2 separate regions of the Mus musculus genome follow, and region 1 is linked to region 2. The links are chromatin loops, found by intact Hi-C in ENCODE. Cell type or tissue: left cerebral cortex. All regions are shown on one strand. Each heading gives the region's core, and the rest is flanking DNA. Links, peaks and the distances in the headings are about the cores only.

Region 1 (4,821 bases), core at 799-3,298, 210 kb after region 2:
CTTAGACTGGAGGTTTTCCATGGCCACACTGGTGCTTTAAACGATTAAGTCTGCAACTGGCATGTTGTTCTCAGTTCCTAATCTGAAGAGAAAAGGGGAATGTATACAAATACTTATGACTCACTTAGAAATGTTTACTTTCCAAAGATGAATTTTCTTACTCAATAGATTGTACAACTCTGTTTTGGTTTAGCTGTACTTTAAGATATAATTGAAAATGCTACAAAACTTCTCAGTTTTGTTTGCTTCTAATAACAAATAAGAATATAATCGTAAGCACACTTCTGAGAAAATCACTTCAGGTATTTATATTAAAATAAAGCTCAATTCAAGAAGTCCAAAGTTCGGTGTAATGGTTGAGTTTGGTTGGTTTTGTTTTTTAAGCAAAGCATGTGGGAAGTTTATACCATGACTGTATCCTGAAACTACACCCAAACATGAGTTACAATGACGCAATGGGTTTAATTTTTGCCAAGAACACCAAAAAAGAAGAGGCAGGTATCGTCCCTGAAAATGGTGATCTGCTGCTCAGTACTGATAAACTGAAGACTCCACCTGAACTTTTATAATTAAAAATATACATATACTAAATGAAAAAGCTGTCCAGTTTTATCTTCAGGGATTACAGCTCATTCTTCTTTTAATTGATCTGGAAGAGAAAGGGGTGGGGAGTTACATTTGAATTAGCTCCAGAGGCCAAAGGGTCTGTTTAAAACCAGTTTCTTAATCTTCAACTCAGTTCATTTTACCAAAGGTAACACTTGGGTGGTTTCTTCCAACCTAACACCAGTTATCTAAAAGAAACTTCATCTAAATAGGAAGCAGTCCAGACGGTGGGTAACAGAAGCATTAAATAATGCCTCTCCAAACAAGGACGAGTACACAAATTTAGAATACGAATAACCAAACCTCAGTACCAGAGGCTTTCTCAACTATGCATGCCATTTAAATTTTAAAAAACAATCCTTTCTCGTTAGAAAAAAAAAAAAAAAAAACCTGTAGTTTCTGGTCTCCCCACCCCCCAAGATACATGTTAATATACCTACCATATGCAACTAAACTTCAAGTACATTCATACATACTATCTTTTTGGAATGAAGAAGAAAAAAAAACTTTCCCTTTAAAAGGTTAGCGAATTTGCCTAATGGAAGCCAAAAGCTGTAAGACTCCACGCCTGGAAATCTCCATCCATGAGCAAGACTAATCCGGGACAAAAAGCACAAGGCAGACAGACCTCACAAAGAATGCAAATGGAGGCAGAGTGGCGAAAAAGAGTATTCATCCACTTCCCTCCCTGGAGAAAACCCAGTAAAAGCCGACAAATAAAAAGCTTTGCTTCTAAACTCCCAGCAATTTATGTTAACACAAACCCAGAGAATTATGGACGAAAGCCACCTAGCCACCGTACTGTGACTTTCGCCACTACAGGGACACCTCAGCCAAGGCGAGCCAAGGAAAAGGGCAGAAGGCATGACCTAGACCAGGGGCGCCCCCACAGCCCTGCGCACACGCAGAGACACCCACTCATCATCAACCCAAAGGACAGGGAAGCAGGGGACTCCCGGCGTCTGGTGAGGTGAGAGGGGGCAGAGGAAGTAGGAGTCCTCCCAACCCCCACCTCTGTGACTGGGATCACCCTAAGTGCCCTCCCCACATCGCCCCACTGCGGGGGCCGCCGGTGGAAATACCCCACGCCCCCGGCCCGCGGGAAGTTCTCTAGGGTTACCTAGGCGCCCCAGGGCTGCGCCTCCCCCCACTTGACCCACCCTGAGCCGTGGCACCCACAGGGGCGCGGGCAGGTTAGGCGCCAAGCCCGGAAGCCCGCGTCGCCGGACGCTTAGAGCTGGGGCCAGCCCGGGGCATCCCCGCCGAGCGCAGACGGCCGGGGGATGGCGGCGATGACCAGGGTCCAGGTCTCCTGGGTCCCGGCGGCTCGGGTCAAGTGCACCGCCATCCCCTCCCAGCTGACCCGTCCCAGAATCCGCGAGGCCTGTACACCCGTGGGACCCCCGCCGCGCGCCCTGTGCCCGCGACCCCGCCCGGGACCCCCACGCATCCCGGACGCCCCACTCAGGCCCTCCGCGCCCGGGCAGACCCCCGGGCTCTGTGCCCTCCCCATCACCCCCGCCGCCGCCGCCTCAGCGCCCCCAGAGGCCGCACGCCCCTCGCGTCCCCTCGCGACCTGCGGCCGCACCTGTGCCCGCCGTCGCCGTCGCCGTCGCTCGCCAGCCGCCTTCGCTGTGCCGGCGCCGCTCCGAACCCCACACACATCGCTACACACAGCCTCTGACGTCACCCGGCCCGCGGCCCGCCCACGTCACTGCGGAGACACGGCTTCCCGCAGACGCCGCCGCCGTCTCCGGCCGCCCGGGGGACAGCGAGGGCGGCGGGCGGGGGAGGGGAGGGAACGAAGCCAGCGGCGCCGCGCGGCCCCGCGCCAGCCAGCCCCTCGGGCGCGCGCGCCGTCTGGCCTATTGTGGCTCCCGGCGGGCTGCACACTGCAGGCTGCGCGCGCGTCCCCAGCCCCGACCGGGGCGCGCGCCTGGCGCCTCGGCCGCGCACGCGCGTGCTCCCGCTCCCCCGCCCCCCTCGCGCGTACCCCGCGCTGCTGGCCCGGCGCGCCGTCTGGGCGGCTGGCGCACGGCGCTGTCTGCGGTGCCCGGCTCAGACAGGATGTTCCCTCGGCCCCACCCCCGCCGCCCTCCTTCCTTCCTCGAGTCGCTCAGCCGGCTGTCTGGGGCCGCCCTCGCCACGCCCGCCGCCGTGTGGCGACGGGCCAGACCTGGGGGCGCCCTGGCCGCCGGGCCGCCGCGCTGCGAGGCGGGGGGGGTGAGAAGGGGGAGAGGGGGCAGGGCGCGGCGGGCTGCACTGTGCGCGACCCCGGCAGCTGGCCGCGCCCGAGGTCAGGCTCGGCCAGCAGCCCCCCTCAACCCCCGCGGCCGCAGCTGGCCGCCCGGCCCCGCCCCGGAGGTGGCCTGCGGGTGGCTCCCCGCCGCGACCCCCGGGCTGAGCCCGCCGCGCAGACGCCCCCGCGCTGCCACCGCCCCCCCCCCCGCAGCGCCACCACCTGCCCCCGTGCTCCCCGCTCCCAGTGTTGCCACCCTCCCCCCGCCCAGTGCCGACGTCGCGGGGCCTCTCGCCCCCGTGGGGCCTCCCGCCGCGGCCGCCCTGCCAGCTGCCGGTGAGCAGCCCCGCCTGGCCGCTCTGGGGTGGCCTGACCCGGCCGCCATCGCCCCAGAGTCCGCGGTTTGCGCACCGCGGGGACAGATCTTGCTGCCCCAGCTGCTCTTAGCCTCCATAAGTGACCCATTCTGATTCACTAAGCACTTTGGTTGGTGTTTTCGGGTGTGTTTTTTTCTTTCTTTCTTTCTTTTTAATTTTTCCAGAGACGGTAAGAGGTGGAGGAAGATAACCACTTTCGGCTGCCACCTCGAACCGCCGGCGGGGGTGGGTGAGGGGACTTCCTAGCCAACGTATCCAGGATAGCTCGAATATTCAACTCTGTGAAGCTAGCCCGTCATATTTCGAAACACCAAGAAATCCCCTTTTCTCCACCCCACCGCAGGATCAGGAACTGAAATAGCGCAGCGAGTAGCACTGCGCAGACTTAGGGAACTCGAGCTTCGGCGACGGTGGCGCACCCCACCCCCACCCCACCTTTTTTTTTTCTTTTTTTTTTTTTTTTTCCTTTTCTCGCCGGGTTTATTTTACCGCTTCGGGGTTACTCATGTTTGGGTCTACATTTGCAGTTGTCCAATTGGGAATACTTTTGTGCTTGAGGATTTTTCGTCCTTTTTTTTTTAACCCCCACAATAGGTCTAACAAATGTCACCTCTCATCACCGCCTCCGCCCCAGCTCCTGTCGGCCCCCATCTCCGTGCTCCCAGGTCATGCCCCTCTCCCACCTCCTACTCGACGCTTCTTGACTGCCTGTGTGAACATGAATAATTCCGCAGCACTTCCCATCTGTTATTGCCATAGAGACAGAAGCTCAGCAAAGATAATGATGTTCTGTGCAGAGCCAGTGGGGGAAGAGCAGCATCTGCGAGTCTGGGGGAATAGATGGTCTAACCGCCAGAATGTTCATAAGCCCGACTGGAAAGCTGAGGCGCAACGCCAGGATAGTCCTGAGACTGAGCACCTGGCCTCCTTGCACCTGGCTCTGGATCTAACCAGAAAAAAACAAATTTAGAAACCAAGATAACTGAGGTGTGTGTGTCTTAAGCGAGTCTGAAACTGCAATTAATGCTAAGTATTTAGTAGTCATCTTTCCAGCCATAAAAGTAATTACTTGCTAGCATGGTCAAAGGCTTGAGAAACAAAATTAATTGGATAATAGTCTTTTTAGAAAAATCAAATACATTATCTTCCTGTTCTTTTGTCCTCTCGAGGAATCTGTTTTTGAGAAAAGGGTGGTTTTATGTATATCAATTGAGACACTAGTCACAGCCCTGTGGCTAGAGTCAATCAAAACCAAGCTTTGGGGACATTTTCACCATTGTTCTTCAATTACAAAATAAAATTCACTTTGCCCTTGAATTCCCTAGGTCTTGGCCTAAAGGTAAAGGTTGGATACAAGTAGAAATAAGCAGAGTCAATGTGCCTAGCTCTGCTGCGAATGGGTAGGCTTTTTCTGGACCACACTTTTAAAAGATTATTTTAGGGTTTTCAGAATTATCAATAAAATGTATAACATAAAATTAAGGCTTTGGATGTAGGTAGCCTGGTTGGTAAAGTGCTTGCCTGGCCTACATCAAGCCTTGGGTTAAACCCCCAGAACTGCATAAACAAGTAATCCTTGTTTTCAGGAAGTAGAGGCAA
Region 2 (4,821 bases), core at 1,553-4,052:
GCCTTCCTTTATCACTACCACCGCCCTCATCTCAGCTCTAAGTGCAGACCGCCGGACATTAGCATCCAGTTCAGGCCATCACCTCCAGCCCCTCTGGTGAGTGGATGCCCTCTTCACCACAGTCTGTGCCCCCAGCGCGGCCCCGGGCTTCCCAGCTGGACCCCGGAGACTAAGATGAACCAGGGAGCCCCAGACACCTGCAGGGTGGAAGCGGGAACATGGCGCGGAGGTTGAGGGCGACCTACGGGAAGGGGATCTCTGGAAAGACCAAGGAGCGAGGTCAGGGTCGCGCGGGCTTCCACTGGGAATGGGTCCCCCGGTAGCATCCTCGATGAGGGGACTCGCGGGAGCCGGCAGGCGGAGCGCGGGCTGGCGCAGCCTCCGCTGCGGCGGGAGCGAGAGGCTAAGATGCTGGGGATGACAGTGTGGGCCTCCCAGGTCTCCGCAGTCGCGGGGCCCGTCCTGTCCTCCAAGCCTATCCACGCACCTGACGGGGGCAACTGGGCTCTTGGCCTGGGATTGAGCCCTTGGAAAAAGGAGAGGTGTTTTCCGGGCCGCAGTCCCAGAGGAAGGCGGGGACATGAATCTGTCCTTTAACCAGAGCAAAACTCTTCAAAGGGACTCCAATGGAGCCCTGCGCCCCGACTAGGCTGGTGCGCCACGAGGACCATCTGTCCCCGGCCAAGCGGGAGACCGTGCAGTGAGGAGGATGTGACGGGAGAGCTATCTGGGTAGGTTCCTGCCCGGAGCCCGCGGCTCTCGAGAGGACTCTCGCACGCACTGCTTCGCCTCTTTGGGGCCTTTTTCCCAGCCCCAAAACACATCTCAGTTTCCCACAAATTCTGAGGGCCAGAGTAGGGTGGCGTGGCCCCAAGCCTTCTGTCTCCACTGAGTCACCCTCCTCCCCCGCCAAGTGTGCATTTTACATCATGATCAAACTGTAAGGTAGAAGCTGTCAAATGACTTACAGAAGAAAGATGAGGGAAGGTGGAAGCAGCACAGGCTGTCGTCTCTTCTTGATAGTGATTCCGCTACGTGTGCGAAACTCGGTTCATTGAGAGCTTGAGTTGAGAGACTCAAAGGATGTTCGCCTGCGTGGCAGAGGCAGTAACTGGCCAGAGTAACTAAGGGTTGCAGGGATAATCTGCCTCTGAGAGCTGGGGACAGGTTGAAGAGCTGGCTAGAGTTGGGATGGTGTGCCGCTGTCCGGGGTGCTGAAAGTTGTCTGCTGCGCGGTAAATACCTGGGGACTGGTGGGATCCGTGCTGGCTGGTCAGCTTTCCCTGCAGTTGAGATCTAACACCTAAAGGGCATTGTCTCGTGTTTACCAAGAAAACAAGCGAGTATCCTTTGCTTTCCCAGTTCTCTGCTTTCCCAGACTTTCGTTGGAGGTTCCCAGCATGTCTGGGTAGAAAAACAAGGGGGCCCTGTCATTCCAGGATGTGGCTTGATAACTCTGGATGATGCCCTCGTTCTTCCTGTTCCAAGTCTTCCGGTTCATAGTGTTGAAAAAGCAGTTAGGGATGCTGTCCTGATAAACATTTCTGTAGCTTTTAGGAACCAGAGAACTGTAAGTCTACAGAAAAATAAGTGGATTAATTAAAAGGGAGATGGATTCAGGCTTGCTTTGGGTTATGACTCTCCTCTGTATGCTTCTGTCACCACCGCGTATTTTCTCATCCTCCAAACACAAATTTTAATACACTGTAGGTTTATTTCTTTAGTGTTCCATGGGTGGGATGAAGAATGGGGTGAGGCAATGGGAATGGGGGCGGGGAGAGACTATTTACTGAGCATCTATACTCTGCTAGACAATGCCATCTAGTTTAAACTTCACACCAGTGCTTAACCGTATATAACACAGATGGAAAATCTACAGTTAGGGATCTTGAAAATCTACAGTTAGAGGTTGCGTTCACACTGTATACTGCTCAGCTCCCATGTCCAAGTCACTTATATGATCTTGCTCATGAATGTAACTTTCAACAGCTGTGATGAGAAGCAGGGATATAGTAATTGACAAAAGGAGGGCTGCATTCTCCTTCACACACTCCGTTATCTCTCTAGTCATTTCTTCTTTAATCTGCTCACCCACCCACTGTCACTCGCCCCCACCCTGCCAACTGTCTTGTGCTTGCCACAACTGTTCACACAACTTGAGCGCCAGTTTTACAGAAACAGGTTGGAAGCTAAACCAGCAGGCTTTCCTGGAAGGACAAGAACGGGAAGAGTGAAACAGTGAGCAAGCCTGGAAACCCAGATATGCCTTCATTTTAGATTCGTTCTGTTGTAATGGTGGTAAACATGTGTTTGGCAACGTTGTTTTACAGAAAGCAGACTGTGGGAACTCAGGGCTCCCATTCTTCCCAGTCACTTAATTGAAGTTAGTATCTTAATCCTGCAAATACTTTCCAGAGCCAGCACCCTTCTCACTCACCCACAGGGCCTGAACTATTTACCCGCAATGCCTTCTTGGTCACCTTTCACAGATAATCACGATAAGGCACAAATGTCTAACATGCAGATAGTCATTCCCCTTAGCTATTTCTCCCATCTTTTTCCTCTTCTGGTTCCACTCCAGTGCCGTCTACCTCAGTGTCCCTGAAACACATAACCAATCTTCAGTGATGTTTCCCATAAAGCAAACAGGGATGATGCTGTGGCTGTCTCCACCATGCCCTTGTTACCTATACTTTCTCTGACTCAGTCCAATGGCACAATTTTCCCCAAACTGATGATGCTAAGCAGTTCTCCATGCTTCAGATGGACTTGGAAGAAGGCTCTAAAATAATCTAGGAAGATATACAAATCACTAAATAGTGCCAGCGTTTATAAAATGCTCTCCACAGGTTAGTCATGATGCCAAGTCCTTTCATCTATCGTTTCTTGGGGTCTCCCCAATTCTCTCAAGTACAGAGCTTCATCAGAGACTGTCCTGAGATGGCCAGCCATCCTAGCAGACTCTGACAGCTCATTCACTTCTCCGTGCTTCTTTTAACAGCCTGTAGTAAAATCTCATCTTCATTCTTTGGATTCCTGTAGCCCTGGTGAGTAGACATTTTTACACTGAATTGATGGTGCTGTCTTGCTCCAAATCTTAGTTTAGAAATTCAAATTCAATCCAAATGGCACTGAAATGCAAATGGATCTTCCATCTTCCATTTGTTAGTCCTTCCTCAGAGATCCCCAGATGTCTTCTTGTTGTTATTGCCAACAATTTGCTTCAGCCCCTCCCTCCTTTATGCCCAGTTAAGGCATAATTCATATTAAGTTCATATTAAATAACCCCACAAGCCTAAAGATGCTACTGATGGGGTGTTCTGGGCCCTATGAGCCATAATCTTAAACCATATAGAACCTCTCTGTCCAGTACAGTAATCAAGAGCTACATAGACCTATTTAAAGTCAAACTGTAACTAAAATGTTTAGAAGTCAGTCAGTATCTCATATTTCAAGTGCTCAATAACCATAGGTGACAAGTGATTATCTTGTCAGAAGCTTTGTTAGACAATGCCACTTTAGAAAGTGCTAAAAAAAAAAAAAAAAAAAAAAAATTCTCACGGCAACAAAGAACTAGGCATTGAGACAAATTAAGGATTCAAGACTCTTTTGAAGCTTCTTCCCAGAAAGGAGAAAAGAATACTTGTGCCTACTCTATCTCTAGCCCCACAGATGGACAGGGTAGTCCAGACAGCAAGGAGCTCTGTATCAGCTTTGAGGAGCTGATAACCTCAAGAATCTGCTTCCTATAAACTCTATAAATGGGGTGGTGGTTCGGTTTGGTTTGGTTTGGTTTGGTTTGGTTCGGTTCGGTTCGGTTCAGTTCAGTTCGGTTTGGTTTGGTTTCCTAGCTTCCAATCTAGAGGTAACCTTACTCTTGTCCAGAGTTCAAATACACATAGTAATGAGTGTCTCTCTTATCTTAGTAAATACACTGTGATAAGCAGGGGAGAAATAGATGGCTTGAACCAGGAGTGCGTGTGCCAGTTGGTGCCATTATACACCTAGACTCCCTTCTCATCTGTAAAACATACATGGGATTTCCACAGCTGCCCCAGACAGTGTGGGAAGACTGAAGGACAGCTAGATGAGAGTACTTTTAAAGAGTGTGATTGAACACAATTGTTGATCATTACTTCCAGATATAATATAGCCTATGCCCAAACAAGGTAGTCCAGGTGGAATGGCTTCTGCACGTATTTTAAATCTTTGATAAGAATACATTTTGCCTGTATTTTCATTTTCATGTTGAATTTAAATTTTTGATTGTTAAAATTTCTCATTGGTTCGGGTCTATTAATAGAAACTGTGCACCGTTTATAGTTTAGTTTATTTGAGCCTGCATATTTCCCTCTCCGAAAAAAAAAAAAAGTCATTAACTAAAGGTTCTTAGTGTCTCGAAAGAGAACTGCTGTGATATTAGAGATTCAGAAATTTTAAAAGTGTATTATGGGTTTTCCTCAGTGCAGACAATGAGAGGGATTAATTTTTAAAAATAATGTCTTATTACTAATGAAATGCGTGCCAACCCATCTCATAAGTGAGTGTGAACAAAAATAACCCTATCTCATGCATTGATTAAGCCAAAAGAAGGGTACAAGTCTATTACTTCAGCTGAATTCTTGAGGCTGCTCTGCATTAAGTATTCTGGCCTTAAATAGGAGCATTTGTAGTGTGGACTCCTAAGCCTAGTACCTTGTTTGATGCTATTCATGCCTCAAGTAGGAGTGCTTTCATATGCAGCCATGGCTTGTTGCACATTTGTTTCTTAGCCATTCTCCTCTTTTAACACTGGGCCAACACAGGGCTCAGATACTGGAC

Evidence for each region. Hi-C counts contacts between places; a loop is a spot of excess contacts. Peaks named below come from ENCODE experiments on the same cell type or tissue, not always from the same donor. Only the 100,000 strongest peaks of a DNase experiment are listed, where the experiment ranks them.
Region 1: a loop joins it to region 2, with 3 times the contacts of the local background. A loop is called at or near these places in 1 of 42 quality-filtered maps.

The regions. Positions count from the first base shown.
Region 1 is chr3:31,092,531-31,097,351 of GRCm38, reverse strand. It overlaps Skil (SKI-like), which reads right to left and starts at 2,294. Exons shown (of 7, transcript NM_001039090.2): 1 at 2,195-2,294; 2 at 1-649. The coding sequence starts at 21. In left cerebral cortex, for the core only: a CTCF peak has its summit at 2,283; DNase peaks (open chromatin) are centred at 1,495, 2,020, 2,370, 2,601 and 1 more place; H3K4me3 peaks cover 2,255 bases; H3K27ac peaks cover 1,616 bases.
Region 2 is chr3:31,305,446-31,310,266 of GRCm38, reverse strand. Slc7a14 (solute carrier family 7 (cationic amino acid transporter, y+ system), member 14) reads left to right here. Exons shown (of 8, transcript NM_172861.3): 1 at 1-96. Gm15496 (a long non-coding RNA gene) reads right to left here. Exons shown (of 3, transcript XR_880740.3): 1 at 969-4,821. Among named protein-coding and RNA genes, the nearest start is that of Slc7a14, 2.5 kb to the left of the region's middle. In left cerebral cortex, for the core only: no CTCF peak of the experiment used is centred there; DNase peaks (open chromatin) are centred at 2,132 and 2,916; H3K4me3 peaks cover 487 bases; H3K27ac peaks cover 373 bases.